2 separate regions of the Mus musculus genome follow, and region 1 is linked to region 2. Evidence: chromatin loops called from intact Hi-C (ENCODE). Cell type or tissue: gastrocnemius. All regions are shown on one strand. Links, peaks and the distances in the headings refer to the core of each region. The heading gives the core; the rest is flanking DNA. Region 1 has its middle 7.1 kb from the start of P4ha2. Region 2 overlaps Gm12223 (a long non-coding RNA gene).

Evidence for each region. Peaks named below come from ENCODE experiments on the same cell type or tissue, not always from the same donor. Only the 100,000 strongest peaks of a DNase experiment are listed, where the experiment ranks them.
Region 1: it touches region 2 in a loop (6-fold over the local background); 11 of 42 quality-filtered maps call a loop at or near these places.

The regions. Positions count from the first base shown.
Region 1 is chr11:54,089,636-54,097,973 of GRCm38, forward strand. No RefSeq gene overlaps it. Among named protein-coding and RNA genes, the nearest start is that of P4ha2, 7.1 kb to the right of the region's middle. In gastrocnemius, for the core only: a CTCF peak has its summit at 3,546 (motif pointing right); a DNase peak (open chromatin) is centred at 3,558; H3K4me3 peaks cover 327 bases; H3K27ac peaks cover 3,398 bases.
Region 2 is chr11:54,252,536-54,260,873 of GRCm38, forward strand. It overlaps Gm12223 (a long non-coding RNA gene), which reads left to right. Exons shown (of 9, transcript XR_003949549.1): 5 at 721-775; 6 at 1,902-1,984; 7 at 2,892-3,058; 8 at 4,313-4,389; 9 at 5,745-8,002. Among named protein-coding and RNA genes, the nearest start is that of Csf2, 6.8 kb to the left of the region's middle. In gastrocnemius, for the core only: CTCF peaks have their summits at 1,821 (motif pointing left) and 4,650 (motif pointing left); DNase peaks (open chromatin) are centred at 1,777 and 4,652.

The DNA of each region.
Region 1 (8,338 bases), core at 84-8,083, 160 kb before region 2:
ACCATGCGTGTGCCTGGTGCCCACAAAGCTCGGAAGAGGGCACTTGAGGGTTGTGGGCTGTCATGTGCATGTTGGGAGCTGAGTTGGGTCGCCTGCAAGAGCAGCTCTTGAGTGCTGAGCCACCTCTATACCACCTGAAAACCCCAATCCCAGTTTAAAGATTTAGGTTCTAGACCAAGGCCAAGGAAAAAGATAAAAGACAGGGGACAGAAGACAAACTTGTCCCTGTCATGTGAGAAGACAAAGCCAACTTGGGCACTGTTTTAGATAGGGTTTTACAAGTCTTATAAAGGACAACATTTAATTGGGGTTGGCTTACAGGTTCAGAGGTTTAATCCATTATCATCAAGGAACATGGCAGCATCCAGGCAGGCATGGTGCTGGAGGAGCTGAGAGTTCTACATCATTATCTGAAGCTGCTAGCAGAATACTGGCTTCCAGGCAGCTAGGATGAAGGTCTTAAAGCCCACACCCACAGTAACACACCCATTCCCCAAAGGCCACATTTATTCCAACAGGGCCATACCTTCTAATAGTGCCACTCCTTGGGCTGAGCTTATACAAACCATCACATGCCCATATGTGAATCCCTGTGTGCTTGCATAGGTGTGTGTGTGTGTGTGTGTGTGTGTGTGTGTGTGTGTGCATGTGAGTAGTCTATGTCAATGTTTTGGCTTAGCAAGAACCTTTCATCTACTCTTCCTTTCATCTTGCCTTTCAAATGCAAGCTTTTCAGAGTGTTATGCAAGTTTCCAAGTTGTGAAAAAATGCAGAAAGTTACAAAAGGAGGAAATACAAATATTATATGTGAGTAGAAGTAACATTTTTATATGGCAATGAGTCTACTGAAGCTCAGCCATGTTTTTACAAGGTTAAATTACAAAATGTGCTTTTATGGGATCTGAGCATTCTGGAATGTGTCAGATGCAGTATGAGGTAGTCAGAGACTCCAGAGGAATGAAGAATGCGTTGGCCTTTTTGTATTGAGTCAGGGAATTGGGCCAGTGTTCCTAATGACCAAGTTCAGATGTGGGAGTCTACTCAAGGGAGAGGAGTTTGGTGAGAGTTGTGGCCAGAGCTGATCCCAGCAGAACATTTGAGGCAGCAGAGGGGCCACAAGCAGGGCTGGGATACTTGGACACATGGGAACAGGCCATAGTCACACTGGTGCCCCAGGTTCCTCTGATGGAGTGGTAGCTTGGGGCTAGGGGTAGCTACTTCTACCCCATGTGGTGATCTTGTACGAGTTACCCAGATAACCATTTTCTAATATCCTTTATTTCTATCTTTTTGCTGGTGTTTGGGATCTGGGCTAGGTTCCCAGGTTCTTGGCCTCTCTCATTCAGAGATCTGAAAACCAGGGCTCACACAGATTTGCAAAGAATCAAAATAAGTTTGTTGGGAGCAAAGCATTAACACAGATTATAGAGGGACATACTGTCGGGAGTGCAGGCGGGCACACGTGTGAGAGACTCAAGAGTTTCCTCTTATGGCGACCAAGAGAAGAGGCTGGATATTAAAAGGTATAGTTTGGCTAATTCTCTATTTTGATCAATAGATTAGATCATACAATATTTTTTCTACTGTACATATATCCTTTCCCATCTGACTTTAACCAAAGGCATGCCTAATTATGTTTAGCATAATCATAAGGTGGTAAATAGGGGGTTTCCCCTAAAACCATTGTAGATGGCACAACTTGTCTTACTGTGAATGTGTGACAAACCAGTTCAAGCTGGATTGATTGATTTGTCCTTCTGTATTTCAGAGCAGAATATGTTGGGAATACACTTGAATAGAAACTGTCTAAGTGTGCTTGTCAAGAGGGGCAGGGAAACTTATAGCATTGTTCAGAGATGAGAGCGTGTGTACCTGATGTGGGGTGGGGGTGGGGGGACAGGAGGGTTCTGAGGTTTTCAGGTTCATTGTTTAGTGTGTGTGCAGGTGAGAGAACTCGGCTTGCCTGTGCAGGATTATAAACGGGTGGTGTGTACTGTCCCGAACCAGATAAGGTCACAGGGTCCTAAGCTATCTGTTATGTCTAGCCTGCCTCCAGTTTATGAAGTCATGAATATGCAAAGCTATCAGGTGGTGGGAACGGAACCCCTGGTTGCCACAGAATTCCATTTACACAAATGGGCTAGAGTCACTCATGAGTACAGTCACTGACATCAGTCTCACCCCCCAAAGGATGCAGGGCGATCTACAGATATGTCTCATGATAGTCAAGAGAAGTGCTTTCATTTAAAAAGAGGAACAGAAAGTGAGGCACCAGGGAGGAAGGGCGGGACAGGGAGAATTAGGGTTGGACCTTCAAGTCTTTCTTCCCTAAGAAAGCCTTGCAATTGAGGAAAGCAGACAAGCAGACGCTGTGATTAGGCTGCTGCGCCACGCGGGGCTGCTGTGCTTTCTGGAGCTAGCTGGCTTTGCAGTCTCCATTCTTAGGCTGTCTGCGGATTGGAGTTAGTTATCCTTTAGCAAGGCCTACTCTAGGTGGCAGAGCTTTAAGTGGGACTCTGCTCAGGGTCGGGGGACACTCAGTAAATGAGGGGAGGAACTTAGCTGCTCTTATTTTGGTTATTGAGTGGGGGTGAGTTCTGCAAACTCAACCCTGCTCCCCTGCTCTGCCTTCACTTTGGGGTGACAGCCGTCTGTCCTCAGCGTTGGACCTAAATTCTTTCTGCAGCTTATGAAGCAGCAGATGACCTCACCTGACCTCTGTGGCTTTATCTCTTTCGCTGCTTTCCTTCCCGTGTCTACTGGCTTCCGGACCAACACTGAAAAATCACCAAAATCTTTTCTGTCATATTTAAGTCAGATGTCCCCAACCTCTCTCACTCATTACCAATACCCAGTCCCCATATGGTCCCAGGGTTGAAAGCAGAGGGACCGGGCAGCTAGTGTGCTGCCGTAATAGTCTTAAAAGCATTCATTACATTACATCAAAGTGTCTGTGCTTGAGGCCAGTGAGACGGCTCAGCACCGTAGTGCTTGCTGCTTAGCCTGATGACCTGAGTCCAATCACCCAGACCCCAAATGGTACAAAGTAGAGACTTGGCTCCTGAAAATTGTCCTCTGGTCTCCACATGTCCGCTATGGCAGATGTCTGCTCCTCACCCACTAATATAAAACGTAATAAGAATGTTAAAAATTCTGTATTTGTAAGCACCCTATGGAGCTGGCTCTCTGGGTGTTTTCATTACACAGTCTTTTGACCGGGATGGGGGCAGAGTGCAGGAGGAAGCTGAAATCTAAGCTCATTATTTATACATTGGGGGGCCTCCTGGAGATCTGCTGGGTAATTACAGCTCGTCAGAGTCCTGAAATATCTAATGATAGCTTAGTTTGTGCTGGCTTTGCTGTTCCTGGTGGCAGTGGTCCACGTGGGAGGCATCTGAGAGGTGTCTTAAAGCCACCTCGGGATTTTCACAGATGAACCAGTCCCCAGGAGAGCTTTAGGCACCGATTTGGTCTTTTCTTTCCTCAGTTGGCCTAACAGGCTTCTCAGGATCTGCCAGGTAACAGATTTGCTCCATGGCAAAGCTTGTGGCTACCACTAGGTGGCCTCACTCCAGTTACATTGCCTGCCCTGTGCTTCTGGCCTTCAGTCAAAATGCCAGCCAACTGGGACATACTTATTTTATTTCAGTTTCTATGAAGAGGAGGAGCCTAGGGTACATGCAGGGTTGGTCCCAGGGCCCAGTGAAAGATATGTATGTATGTATGTATGTATATATATATGTGTGTGTGTGTGTGTGTGTGTGCATGTATGTATGTATGTATGTGAGTATGTATGTATAATATATTACATCTATGTGATTATACACACACACACACACACATATATATCTCCAAGAGGGTATGACTTAGAAAAAAAACATCCAAGACCAGGAGTTTGTAAACCCCACCAGACCTCTAGTTGCTGGAGTAGTTGCCAAGGCTTCCAGCATCAACCTCTAAGGAGGCTTCAGTGCTGGGAGCTGAGCTTGCCTGCTCCCCTTCCTCAGGGTAGGGACCACAGGAAAGGGGAGGCAGGAGAGGCTGAGGAGCCTGTTTAGAGGAAAGGACTGTACCTCATCTGACCTCTCACTCATCTGAGTGTTTGTCTGCTCATCACAGAGTTTCTTGTTCTCCTTTGTGGTAACACCAACACTAGGTCTTTACCTAGTGATGGGAAAGGAAGGCCAAGTCAAGGAGCTGTTGGTCAGGGATGCTTCCTAAGGTCACGGAAATACCCAGGAGTTGGTGATTTCCTTTTCTGAGATAGAGAAAATGTTGGAGAAGTAGTTCCAGTGGTGTGATGTTTCATTTTATCCATACCTACACACTGGGGAGTTCTTTAAGGGATTTTTTTCCTTGACATTACAACATGACATGGTCATCTACAAATGTACAAGTTTGCTTTCTCAAGAACCACACAGTTGAAAACACACACACACACACACACACACACACACACACACACACACACACACAAGCTTTCATGTTTTAAGTAAGTAAGTTTCCAATTTTTGGATGGGTTGCATTCATAGCTATATTTGGCCTCATGTGGCCTATGGGTTGGACACTCTTGCATCTATCATCGGAACGTATATGCATAGGGGTCTGCAGTGCATATTCATGGCAGAGAACAATGTAAAGTGTTCTACCTAGGTATGTCTGTAGCAAGGTTATCAGTGTATGGGATTTATATAAAAACTATAGGAAATTGGTCCAGGTCTGTGTCTAATTCCTTTCAGTGTTTTGGGCAACAACTTAAATATTTTTATTAGTACTGGGGATGTTAAAGGCCCCAGCTTAAGTTCAAGTGCACAGGCGAAAAGCAGACAGCTGGTTGCATCAAACAGTAGGCAAGGCACTTTGTATTTCTAGGGAGAGAGGAAAAAGAAGGGGAAATTACTGAACTATTGGCCATAAAGAAAAGGCTATGACCAAACTCAAAATAGAAGAAAGAACTAATAAAGATTAGGACAGAGATTAATGAAATGAAGATGGTATTAGTTACCTTTCTGCTGCTGTGATAAAATACCATGACCGAGGCAATTCGTTGAAAGAACAGTTTATTTGGAAGCTTAGAGTTCCAGAGGGATGAGAGCCAACCACAGCAGGGAGGTGTAAGAGTGAGTGCAGGCATGGTAGCAGGAGCAGGAAGCTCATAGGTAGTGGCCCGAGACTATATAATATCAAAGTCTGCTCCAGGGACATACTCCTCCAGCAAGTCCTCACCACATACACCTCCCCAAACAGTGCTATCAACTGTGAACCCAGAGTTCAGAGGCTTGAGACTCTGGACAATACTTGTCCTTCAAACCACCAAGAAAGGATCCATGAAACAAAGAAAGAGTTAAACGAGGTTAATAAGGCCTTAGATCTATCTTAACCAAAGAAGAGAGGACGAAAAGGAGAGATACTAACTAACACACACTGAAATCCAGTGTTACTGGGGAACATCCTGAAGGCTTACATTTTAACAAACTGGAAAATCTAGGGGAAACACGTCCATAGACACAGATGGACTTGCTGTGAAGGTTAGCCTTCATTTCCAACTTGATGGAATTTTACACTCACTTAGGAGATACAGCTCTGGGGTTGTCTCTGAGAGCATTTCCAGAGAGGCTACGCTGAAGATGCTTTCTGAATGTGAATGGGATCGTCTTATGGGCTGGTGTCCTGGAATGAAGGAAAAGAAAAGCAAAGGAGAGCTGAGCACCAGCTTTCATCCCCTTCCGCTTCCTGCCTGCGCACCATGTGACCAGCCTCCTTTCCCCCCTCCATGCCTTCCCTGTCATGGTGCCTTGTTTTCCATCCACTTCTTGCCTGCGCACCACGTGACCAGCCTCCTTTCCCCCTTCCATGCCTTCCCTGTCATGGTGCCTTGTTTTCCATCCACTTCTTGCCTGCGCACCACGTGACCAGCCTCCTTTCCCCCTTCCATGCCTTCCCTGTCATGGCAGTTTGTATCTTCAAATCATGAACCAAAAACAGAACTTTTTTTCCTACAGTTGCTTTTGTGAAGGATTTTATTATAGCAATGAAGAAAGTAACTAATATACAGACCACTAAATATCCTAAATAACCTAAACAGGTAAAAATAAGAAGCAATACTATTAAAACAGTAATAAAAGTATCCTAGAAAAGAAAAATCCAGGGGCTGATGGCTTCACAAAAGTCTGCCAGACTTTTAAAGACTGGACACCAGTGCCACTCAAACTGTTCTATAAACTAGAAAGGGAAGTGACACTTTCAAATCATTCTATAAATTCTTTATTGCCCTGGTACCAAAACTGGATAAAGGTAAAATAACAACAGAAGGAAACTGTATACTAGTTTTCTTCATGAACACAGATGCAAAAACTTCCATAAGGTATTTGCAAATGTGAATTAAACAACATATTGAAAGAGCATACCCAGGGATGAAGTGTGATTCAATATATGAAAATCCATCAATGTAATCCACTTTATAAACAAACTCAAAGAAAAAAATCATATGATTATCTCATTAGATGCTGAAAAGACATTTGACAAAATACCACACTTCTTCATGTTAAACATATTGGAGAGATAGGAATTCAAGGCCCATAGTTAAACATGATAAAGACAATATACAGCAAACCAGCAGCCAATATCAAATTAAATGGAGAGATACTTGAAGCAATCCCACTAAAATCAGGGATAAGACAAGGATACCCACTCTCCCCCAACCTATTCAATATAGTACTTGAAGTTCTAATCAGAGCAATAAGACGACAAAAGGAGATCAAGGGGATACAAATTGGCAAAGAAGAAGAAGTCAAAGTATCACTATTTGCAGATGATATGATAGTATACATGAGCAAACCCAAAAATTTACCAGAGAACTTCTACAGCTGATAAATAACTTTAGCAAAATGGCCAGATATAAAATTAACTCAAACAAATCAATAGCCCCCCTTTACACAAATGATAAATGGATTGAGAAAAAAAAGGGAAACAACACCCTTCACAATAGTCACAGATAATAATATAATATAAAATATCTTGGTATCTTGGTAACTCCAACCAAATTTGAAAGATCTGTATGACAAGAACTTCAAGTCTCTCAAGAAAGAAATTGAAGAAGACCTCAGAAAATGGAGAGATTGGTCATGGATTGGTAGGATTAACATAGTAAAAATGTCCATCCTACCAAAAGATTCAACGCAATCTTCATCAAAATTCCAACACAATTCTTCAAAGACATGGAAAGAACAATTTTCAATTTCATATGAAAAAACAACAACAACAAAAAACAGGATAGTGCAAACAATTGTTAGAAATAAAAATACTTTTGGGGGAATCACCATCCCTGACCTCAAGCTATACCACAGAGCAATAGTGATAAAAACTGCATTGTATTGGTACAGACAGGTTGATAACGGAATAGAATTTAAGACCCAGAAATAAAACCACACACTTATGGACAGTTACTCTTTGACAAAGAAGCCAAAAATATGCGATGGAAAAAAGAAAACATTTTCAATAAATGGTGCTGGCCTAGCTGTCTGTATGTATGTAGAAAAATGAAAATAGATCCATATTTTTCACCTTGCATAAAGCTCAAATCCAAGTGGATCAAGGACCTTGACATAAAACCAGATACATTGAATCTAACAGAAGAGAAAGTGGAAAAGAGCTTCGAACTCACGGGCATAGGGAGGGGTGGATTTCCTAAGCAGAACTCCAATAGCTCAGGCTCTAAGATCGAGAATTGATAAATGGGACCTCATGAAACTGGAAAGCTTCTGTAAGGCAAAGGACAAAGTCAACAGGACAAATCAACAACCTATAGATTGTGAAAAACAATCTTAACTAACCCCACATCCGATAGAGGGCTAATAATCCAAAATATATAAAGAACTCAAGAAGCTAACCTCCAAAAACCAAACAACACAATCAAAAAATGGGATATAGAACTAAACAGAGAATTCACAACAGAGGATTCTCAAATGGCCGAGAAGCACTTAAAGAAATGTTCAAAGTCCTTAGTGATCAGGGAAATGCAAATCAAAACGACCCTGAGATACCACCTTACACCAATCAGAATGGCTAAGGTCAAAAACTCATGTGACAGCATATGCTGGAGAGAATGCAGAGAAAGAGAAATACTTTTCCATTGCTGGTGGGATTGCAAGCTGGTACAACCACTCTGGAAATCAATCTGGAGGTTCCTCAGAAAATTGGAAATAGATCTACTTGAAAACCCAGTTATATATACCACTCTTGGTCATATACCCAAAAGATGCCCCATACCCAAGGGCACATATTCCACTATGTTTGTAGTGGCTTTATTTGTGATAAACAGAAGCTGGAAACAACCCAG
Region 2 (8,338 bases), core at 289-8,288:
TACTCCCTCCCTGCTACTCTAGGCACATAGAGCCACAACTCTAGCCTTCTCTGTCTCCACTCCTGAGTGACCCCCTCCACATTCTCTGTCTTTGACCCACCCCAATCTATTTTAAAAGGCCAACTTTCCTTCTAGTTCTGTCTCAGCTGCCTGGGTATCCTCAGGTCCCTGGCACTGGTGAGCTCTGATGAATCGGGGAGGACCTGAGGGTAGCATCCATTCAGCTAAGCCTCCAGGAGGCTATATAATATGGTCCTAGCTCTCAGAGAATTCATGCCTGTAGCCCCACGGAGTAGAGGACAGGGACAACCAGACCTAGATTTATAGGCACATGGTTGAGAGGGCCAATGAAGATATGCATAAAAAAACAAACAACCATGGGAAGTGGGTATGGGGCAGACAGAATGACAGTGTCTGTCTCTGTCCCAGGGAAGCCAGCTAGGTTAGTAATTATTTGCTTCAGTGAGGAAACTATAGGCAAGCAGTAAGGTTTGGGGTGTCAGCCAGACTAGACTGGATAAGGGAAAGAAAAAGCCAGTATTGTCTGAGAATGCTTGGCTAATTACTGCAATATGGATCCAGCACTTGAGACCCTGAGAGGTCACTGGGGTGTTCCAGTACCGTACAAGCTGCGTGAACTGGATTATGCTGGAATGCCAGCTTTTGAGAATAGATCAAGTATAGTAAGACCTCCTCTTTGGCTTTATTTCTTGTTCTTAGGGCTTCTTTGCTGTCTCCCCAGAACCTAGAAACCATGCCAAGCCCATATAGTCAGGTAAGTCCTATGGGCACACAACCCATGAAAGCAGCACTGGGCCTGCCTCTCACAATGCCCTCCACTGCCTGGGATTCTCTACCCAGAATTCTCCCTCCATGGTTAGGAATGTGTCCCACCCCTCAATTCTGCCCCAAGCCTTATCTCCAACTGAGAGGTCAGCAGGCACCCAGAGGGGACACTGTCTTTATCTGTGCCCCTTGAAAGAATCTCTGGGAGTGCATGGGGAAAAGACCAAAGGAGAAATGAGGGGAGAAGCCATCCTAACCTCCTGAAGTGCTAAGGGCCCTTCTTCCAACCCTAGGTGTAGTGGGAGTTGCAGACCCTTGGTTGGCTCTGACACCTGCCAGCTTCAGGAGCTGAGGGGCCATAATCAAAGCGGTGGTTGCTGCTTTATATTTTCATCAGGACAGGGTCCTAGAAGGAGCCATTCACAGAGCTGTTTGGGTCTTCCAGGCTCCTTCACTCTTTCCTGGAGCCCCTGTCTGTCGGGTATGTTGATTGTCTCTCTGGATTTCAGATCCCAGAAGGCTCTGGCCTTAAATAATGTTCACAGGATCTTTGTCTCTGGGCAATGCTGCCCCCCCACCCCCCCACACACACAGAGCAGCTGTCAATGTCCTTTCAACACCTCCTAGAGTCCCTATGATCCCTCATATGGGTAAGGCCCACCTGTACCACTCCAGCTGAAGTGCAAAAAGAAGTCATAAAAGGTGATCATAAACTGAGAGGGTCCTCAGAGTGCCTGTCTGCAGGTGGCAGGAAGAAGTCCTTGGGGACATCCCACCCCTAGGGCCACTAGCTCCTCACTACTTCCTCCCAAACACACACCCATTTCCACACCCTAGACTGCTACATCCCGGCAAGAGTGCTGCCAAATCCCTCATAGTCCCCCCAGGAAGCATCAGCCTCCATCGTCCTGGATGCAGAGCTGCAGACTCAGACCAGTCTTCAGACCTGGCCACTGTGCTTAAAACTACTTTCCTTCTCTGTGCCCGACCTTCATCTTCATGAGGGGATGGAGACCTCTGCAGGTCACTGCAGAGATGCCTGGAGACACCTAGAGGAGCTTCTTAAATATCAACCAAGAGCTAAGTGTATGAAGATTTTCTGCTTGGGTTTTCAGTTTGGACTAGTTGGGAGGCCTCCATTCCAGCCTCAGTTTCCCCAATGGTCAAAGAAAGAGAATCTTCACCGGGATCTGTGCAGGTCAGTGAAGTAGATTAAGTTGTCTTTGATGGAGAGATTTCATCACCATGTGGAGTGCCTCATGATGTTCCCATGTATACCTTCAAGAGGCAAAGGCAGCCAGGAGCAGGGTACAGTGCTATGCGGGACCTGGGTGGACTACAAAGTAGCTGAGCTACACTCATTTCCTGTAGAGAGTCAGTTAGGATACCAGACTGTCTTCCCCATTCCTGCCCTCTATCCTAGCAAGGAGGAGATAGTTCTATGTCGTCAGGGAGCTTTCTAGGAGGAGAGAGTTCTATGTGGCCAGGGTCGTGCTTTCTAGGAATAGGCAGCCTGATTCTGTCTGCCTGAGGAGAGCAGAAATATTAAATTTGGCAATATTGCTTGGCCCAGGAGGTTTGCTACTCCTCAGGATTTACCGCCCATAGTCATGCCAAGGGCTAGCAGTGACTGTCTTTTTTATTATGTTGTTTTAATATTCAGTTGTTTGTGTGATGGTACGCATGCCTTGCATGTAGGACTCAGAGGACAGTTCTCTTGTTCCACTCTGAGAACCTAGGACAGACCTCGGTCATCAGCTTTGATGGCAGGTGCTTTAACCCACTGTTGCAAGTCCTTGAAATCAAACTCTGGTGGTCATGTTTGGCCACAAGTGCCACCAAGCCTTCTTACTGGCCTGGATGTGTTTTATTTTTATTATCACACTCACCCCAACGTATGGGGCCAGGACACAAATATGTTACAGTATATGCTTAGAGAAGGGGGGAAGAAGGGAGACTTATGTCCTGGTGCCAGATGTGAAGCCTTAGTGTCTAGCCTCCTTTCTGATATGTCCCCAACTCCCTGCTCATAGGGGCACCCTGTCTCCACATCAGTTGTCTGTGCTATTTGGATTGGTCTCCAGGACATGTCTGGGTACTTCTAGGAGGTCCCAGCTGGAGCATCTACAGAAGGAAGTTCCAACAGTCAGAGTTGAAGGCTGCCATCTGAGAGGGAAGATACGAAGCTCCAAGACTAAGAGGCTATACACCTTGGGGATCAGAGAGTGCTCAGGGCGGGGAAAGTCTGTACCACCCAGGATGGAAGTGAAAGGTGAGTCTGGGGTCTCCAGCAGCTGTATGAGAAGCAGAGGAAGCCCCGAGTGACAGTGACTGTAGGGATTGCAGTTGAGTTCATAAACGCTATCTCTCAGAGGCATGGGGGGGGGGGGGGCTTGGGGACACAGAGGAAATCACAGAGGGATCTAAGCTCTGGTGTAGGGGGAGGCAGGGAAGTAGGAAAGAGGGACAGAAAAGCATGTGAAAGTATTATGGGGTGCTTCTGGGAGTGCAAAGGAGCGCAGTGACAGGTGCATACTCAGGCTAGAACTTGAAGCATGTGGGAGCACAGGCTATCAGTAGGGATCCATGCCCATGGGGGCCCCGGGCCAGATGAAGGGCTCTTGTGCCTCAGTGGTACCAGCAGACACAGTGAGGATTAGTGCTCCAGAAGCTCATGAGTCCCACGGCCTGGGCTTCTCTGTGCCTCAGTCTCTTCTACCGTCATAATAGGGGCAATCCTCGACAACTTCGGTCCCCGTGGGGATTCTGTGTCCCTCTTCACTCCAGGAAGACAGCATCTTTGCCCAATACACATCCATGGCCATGAGCCCAAATTCAAGTTTTTTGAAGGAGAAAGAAGCCCCATTCACCCCATGAGAACTCCTTCTGTCAACCTGGGTCTCCCTCTCCTCCATGTTCTCTCACCATCCCAGGCCCTGGAACCCCCATCCTCTCCATTCTTTAGGACTGATTTCTGATGATACCCACAGCTCCCTCCCTCTGCCCTGGCCCTTTCCTATTGCTGTAAATTCAGTAACCATGCACATCTCTACACCTGCCACACCCCAGGCCTCGGTCATTTAGTTTTCTTATCTCCATGGTTGTCATGCTGGTTGGGCTGTTCTGGGAATAGAGAAGTAAGAATGAGGTGAAGGGACCAGCTGAGGTCAGAAGGGATCCTGCCTCCACCTTGGTCACTAGGTCCTCAATCACACTGAATGGTTTGACTACTCAGACTCTCCTGTGCCTAACTCACCCTACACTAAAGACATCTATGTCTTTACCACACAGAACCGGATACCTGACTCCTCCCTGTATCTTGCCCATCCACTGCCTGCTGGGGGGAGTCCTGTCCCTTGGGTGAACTCCTGAGCATCGCTTCTAGTGTAAGGCACCCGAGATCACTATCCATCCATCCCCTTCATGTACCGACCCCCACCTCTCCTTGCATTTTGCTGGCTAACTGGACAGAGTCAGGAGGCTCCAGTAGGCACTAACCTCTATCTCATTATCCCTGCCTCTGCAGGGGGAAAGCCTTGGAGGTCCTCAGCAACTGATTCAAATGGTAATCCAAACCAGGGAGGAAAAACCTTTCTTTGTCTGGTGAGTCTCAAATTGTTTAGCCAGGTTCCTTTCCTTAGATACTTGCCTTTCTGGAAATTTCTCCTTGATTCATTCTTCTGGGGTCCCACATCATCTTAGGTAAAGAAAAGATGTGCCTCCTATCTTGCCCTCCTGGAAAGCTGTACTTGTAAAATTAAGATAAAAGATAAGTGAAATTGCTAGTGGCTGGTGTGACCTACTCTCTAGAAGGTGGCCTTATCAGCCTGTCCTCTCAGATCTACCATGGAGTGTTGCTGCCCTCTGCTGCCCTTTGGATGGACTTACTGACCTAGTACAAAGGGCAGTCTGAGGGCCATGACAGCTGCAAGCCACCCAGCTCTGTGATGATGTTGGATCAGGGAGTCAGTGCCCTTTTTTTGTCTGTGGCTGGGCATAATAAAGGACCTGTCCCCCTGGGTCATTATAACAAGGAATTATGCACAGCAAGGATTGTCTCTAGTTTGAGAGGCTGAGAAGTCTGAAGAGAAAGAACCAATCAGCCCAGTTGCTTGTTAGCACCCCCCCCCCCCCGCCCAGTTCACAGACAGCTGTCACACTATGTCTTCACATGGAAAGGGGATTCAAGGGGCTTCCAGGAGTCCTTTTCTTTTTAAAGACATGTTTTTAATTATGTGTAGGGAGGTGGTGGGACTTCTGTGTGTATTAAAGCCAGAAGAGGGCACTAGATCTCTCAGACATGGAGCTACAGGCAGTTGTGAGCCACCTAAAGGTGTTAAGAACTGAACTTGGGCCTTCCATATGAGCAGTCCATGCTCTTAGCCACTGAGCAATCTCTTTAGCCCGGAGTCCGTCCGTCCGTCTTTCTTTCTTTCTTTCTTTCTTTCTTTCTTTCTTTCTTTCTTTCTTTCTTTCTTTCTTTCTTTCTTTCCTTCTTTCCTTCTTTCCTTCTTTCCTTCTTTCCTTCTTTCCTTCTTTCTCTCTTTTTCAAGACTCCACTAGCAAATACCATTACACAGTATTTAGGGTTACACACTCAGTCTAAGTCCAAGGCACATAAATATTCCTCCAAATCCTATCAAGAACCAACCACAACTTGATTCTGGATTCTAACCTAGGGCAGTGTTTGGGCAAGGCTGTGCTGTCCCCAGACAGGGTCTGAGGTTTGAGGTCACAGGTAAACCTATGTAAGACAGGTCAGTGGTCATTTCTGACTCAAGCTGGCCATAGGCTACAGACTGGACAATTCCAGGACGTTCCACAGGATGTCTGAGAAGGCTCATTCTCACTTCAGGAATGTCGCCTCCTCCTTCCACTCCCTGCCTGCAATGTATCTTGTGTTTCTGAACTCTCTCCTTACCCAGCCACTAACTTCTGCTTATTGTATGTTTCTGCAGCAACAGAGACCTGGGCCACCTCAGTGTCCAACTCAGAGCTGGGGAGAGTGTCAGACATCACTCTCATCCCAGGGCCTTCTGTGTCCCATGAGTGCTCTGAGTACATTGTGGTATCTGGCCATGGCTCCAAAGAGTGTGTCCTTCAGTGAATCAGCTAGGCAAGAGAAAAGTAATGGACTGCTGCCCCACTTCCAGTGAGAGAGGCTCTCACAGCTGGAAAAGTAAAACAGAATTCCAGGGAGAGTCTGTTGGGAGGTGTGTTAACTGGGTTTTTTTCAACTTGACACAAATAGAGTCACCTAGGAAGGTGAAATTTCAGTTGAAGAATCTCTATCAGACTGGCTTGTGGGCATGTCTGAAAGGGGTTCTTTTGATTAATGATTAATATGGGAGGGCCCAGTCCACTGTGGGCGGGCAGGTGGTGTCAGGAACTGTGTAAGAATGCACACTGAGCAAGCCAGTAAGCAGCATTCCTTCTTGGTCTCGGCTCCACTTCCTGCCTTGAGTTCTTGCTTTGGCTTCCCTTGATGCTAGACTGGTCTGTAAACTGAACGAAATCCTTTCCTGCACAAGATGCTTTTGGTCAGTGCTTTAGCACAACGGAGAAGCAAACTAATACAGAGAATGCTTCCCGATTTGCATGCTTGTAAACTCCACCGCTGAGACTAATGTCATGCAGCAGATAACAATCATTTCTTTTTTAGAGTTTAAAAACTGAGGGTGCAAGATGATGGATCTCATTATGCAATTTCAAACATACTTTCTTTGAAACCCCACTCCCCACTTCATTCTCCCCATTCCCCTCCTGTCATTCCTCTTCCTTCCCCTGCCCCCCTGATTCTGCTTCAATAGCACATGTATTCTGTTACCTACTCCCCCATCCACCTCTCTTAAGACCCTCTGTTTCCTCTCTCATGGTCCTCCTTCTACTTCCGGGACCTATGACCACACCCACATTAGAGACACATACATAAAAATGTTAATATAGGGCCTTTATTAGAGAAAAGGTATGTGATATTTGTCTTTCTAAGTCTGGGTTACTTCTCTTACATATAGACATTTCCATTTCTATCTTCCCCAAGTCCTGGAAATCCCATGATTTCATTTTTCTTTGTTACTGTATAAAACTCCACTCTGTAAGCGACATTTCCTTTATCTAGACATCTGTTGATGGACATCTAGGCTGGTTCCATTTCCTGGCTACTGCGAAGAATACAGCAAGAAACACGAACGCTCAAGTGTCTCTATGATAGGAATTAGAGTCTTTTAGATGCAAAAGTGTGCAAATGGTAGTTCTACTTCTTGGTGGCGACAGGCTCCCATATTGATTTCCATAGTGGTTGTACCAGTTAATACCCCAAACTAAGTAAGCAATAAGTAAGGGTTTCTCTTTCTCCATACACTGACCACCGTGTGTGTGTGTGTGTGTGTGTGTGTGTGTGTGTGTGTGTGTGTGTGTGTGTGTGGTGTGTGTGTGTGCGTGCACTTGTGCCCCATTCTAGCTGAGTGAGATGTAATCTCAAAGTAGTCTTAATTTAGATTGCCCTGATGACTAAAATTATATATTTATAATATATATAATTTTTCCAAATATTTATTGGCCATCTGTTTCTTCTCTGAGAATTGTCTCTTTATCTCAGCCTTCCATTTGTGTTTGGAAGATGTGGAGGTTTGGTGTTCACATTTTTTTCGGTTCTTTGTATATGGTAGATATTAAACCCCTAACTAGCTGTCAGACAGACAGCTAGTTAAAGCTTTCTATTATTCTGTAGTCTGTCTCTTCACATTGTTGAGAGTTCTTTAGTTGTGTAGAACCCTTGTATTTTGGTAATGCTGTTTGTCAGTTCTTATCTCTTGTGTGGCGGGAGTCCCTTTAAGTGTTCTTGCCCATGTCTATATTTCTATCAGTTTCAGCACTTTATAGTCAAGTCTGAGATTTGTTTTTAATCGATTTTTGTACAGCGTGGGAGATAAAGGTCTACTTCCATTATTCTGTATGTGGATAGCCGGTTTTCCAAACACCATTTTGAAGAGTTTCCCCTCCACCCCCAGTGTGTCTTTTAATGCCTTTTTCAAAAATTAGATGGCAGTAACTGTGTGGGTTTATTGTTGGGCCCTATTGGCAGACATATCTGTTTAGTGCTGTATTTGTCACTATGGCTTTGCAGTATATTTTGAGGTCAGATATTATAATACTTCTAGTACTGTTCTTTTTGTCTGGGACTCTCTAAGCTTTTTGGGGTATAAGAACTTTATAAATTTTTTCTTCTGGTTCTATGAAGAATGTTACTGGAATTTTGATGAAAATTACCTTGAATCTGTAGACTATTTTTTTTTTTTGGCAATGTAACCACTTTCACAATATTCTTTCTGCCAATAATTTCTATTTTCAATGTCTTAAAGTTTTTATTGTAGAATCCTATCAGCTCTCTGCCTAGAATTAATATCCTTTCTGGGTATTTTAAATTTTGAAGCTACTGTGAATGGTGTGTATTTCTGGTTCCTTTCTCATAAAAGTTGTTATTAGTATTTAGAAAAGCTACAAACTTTTATATGAAGATTTTGTGTTCTGAAACGTTGCTGAGAACATTTGT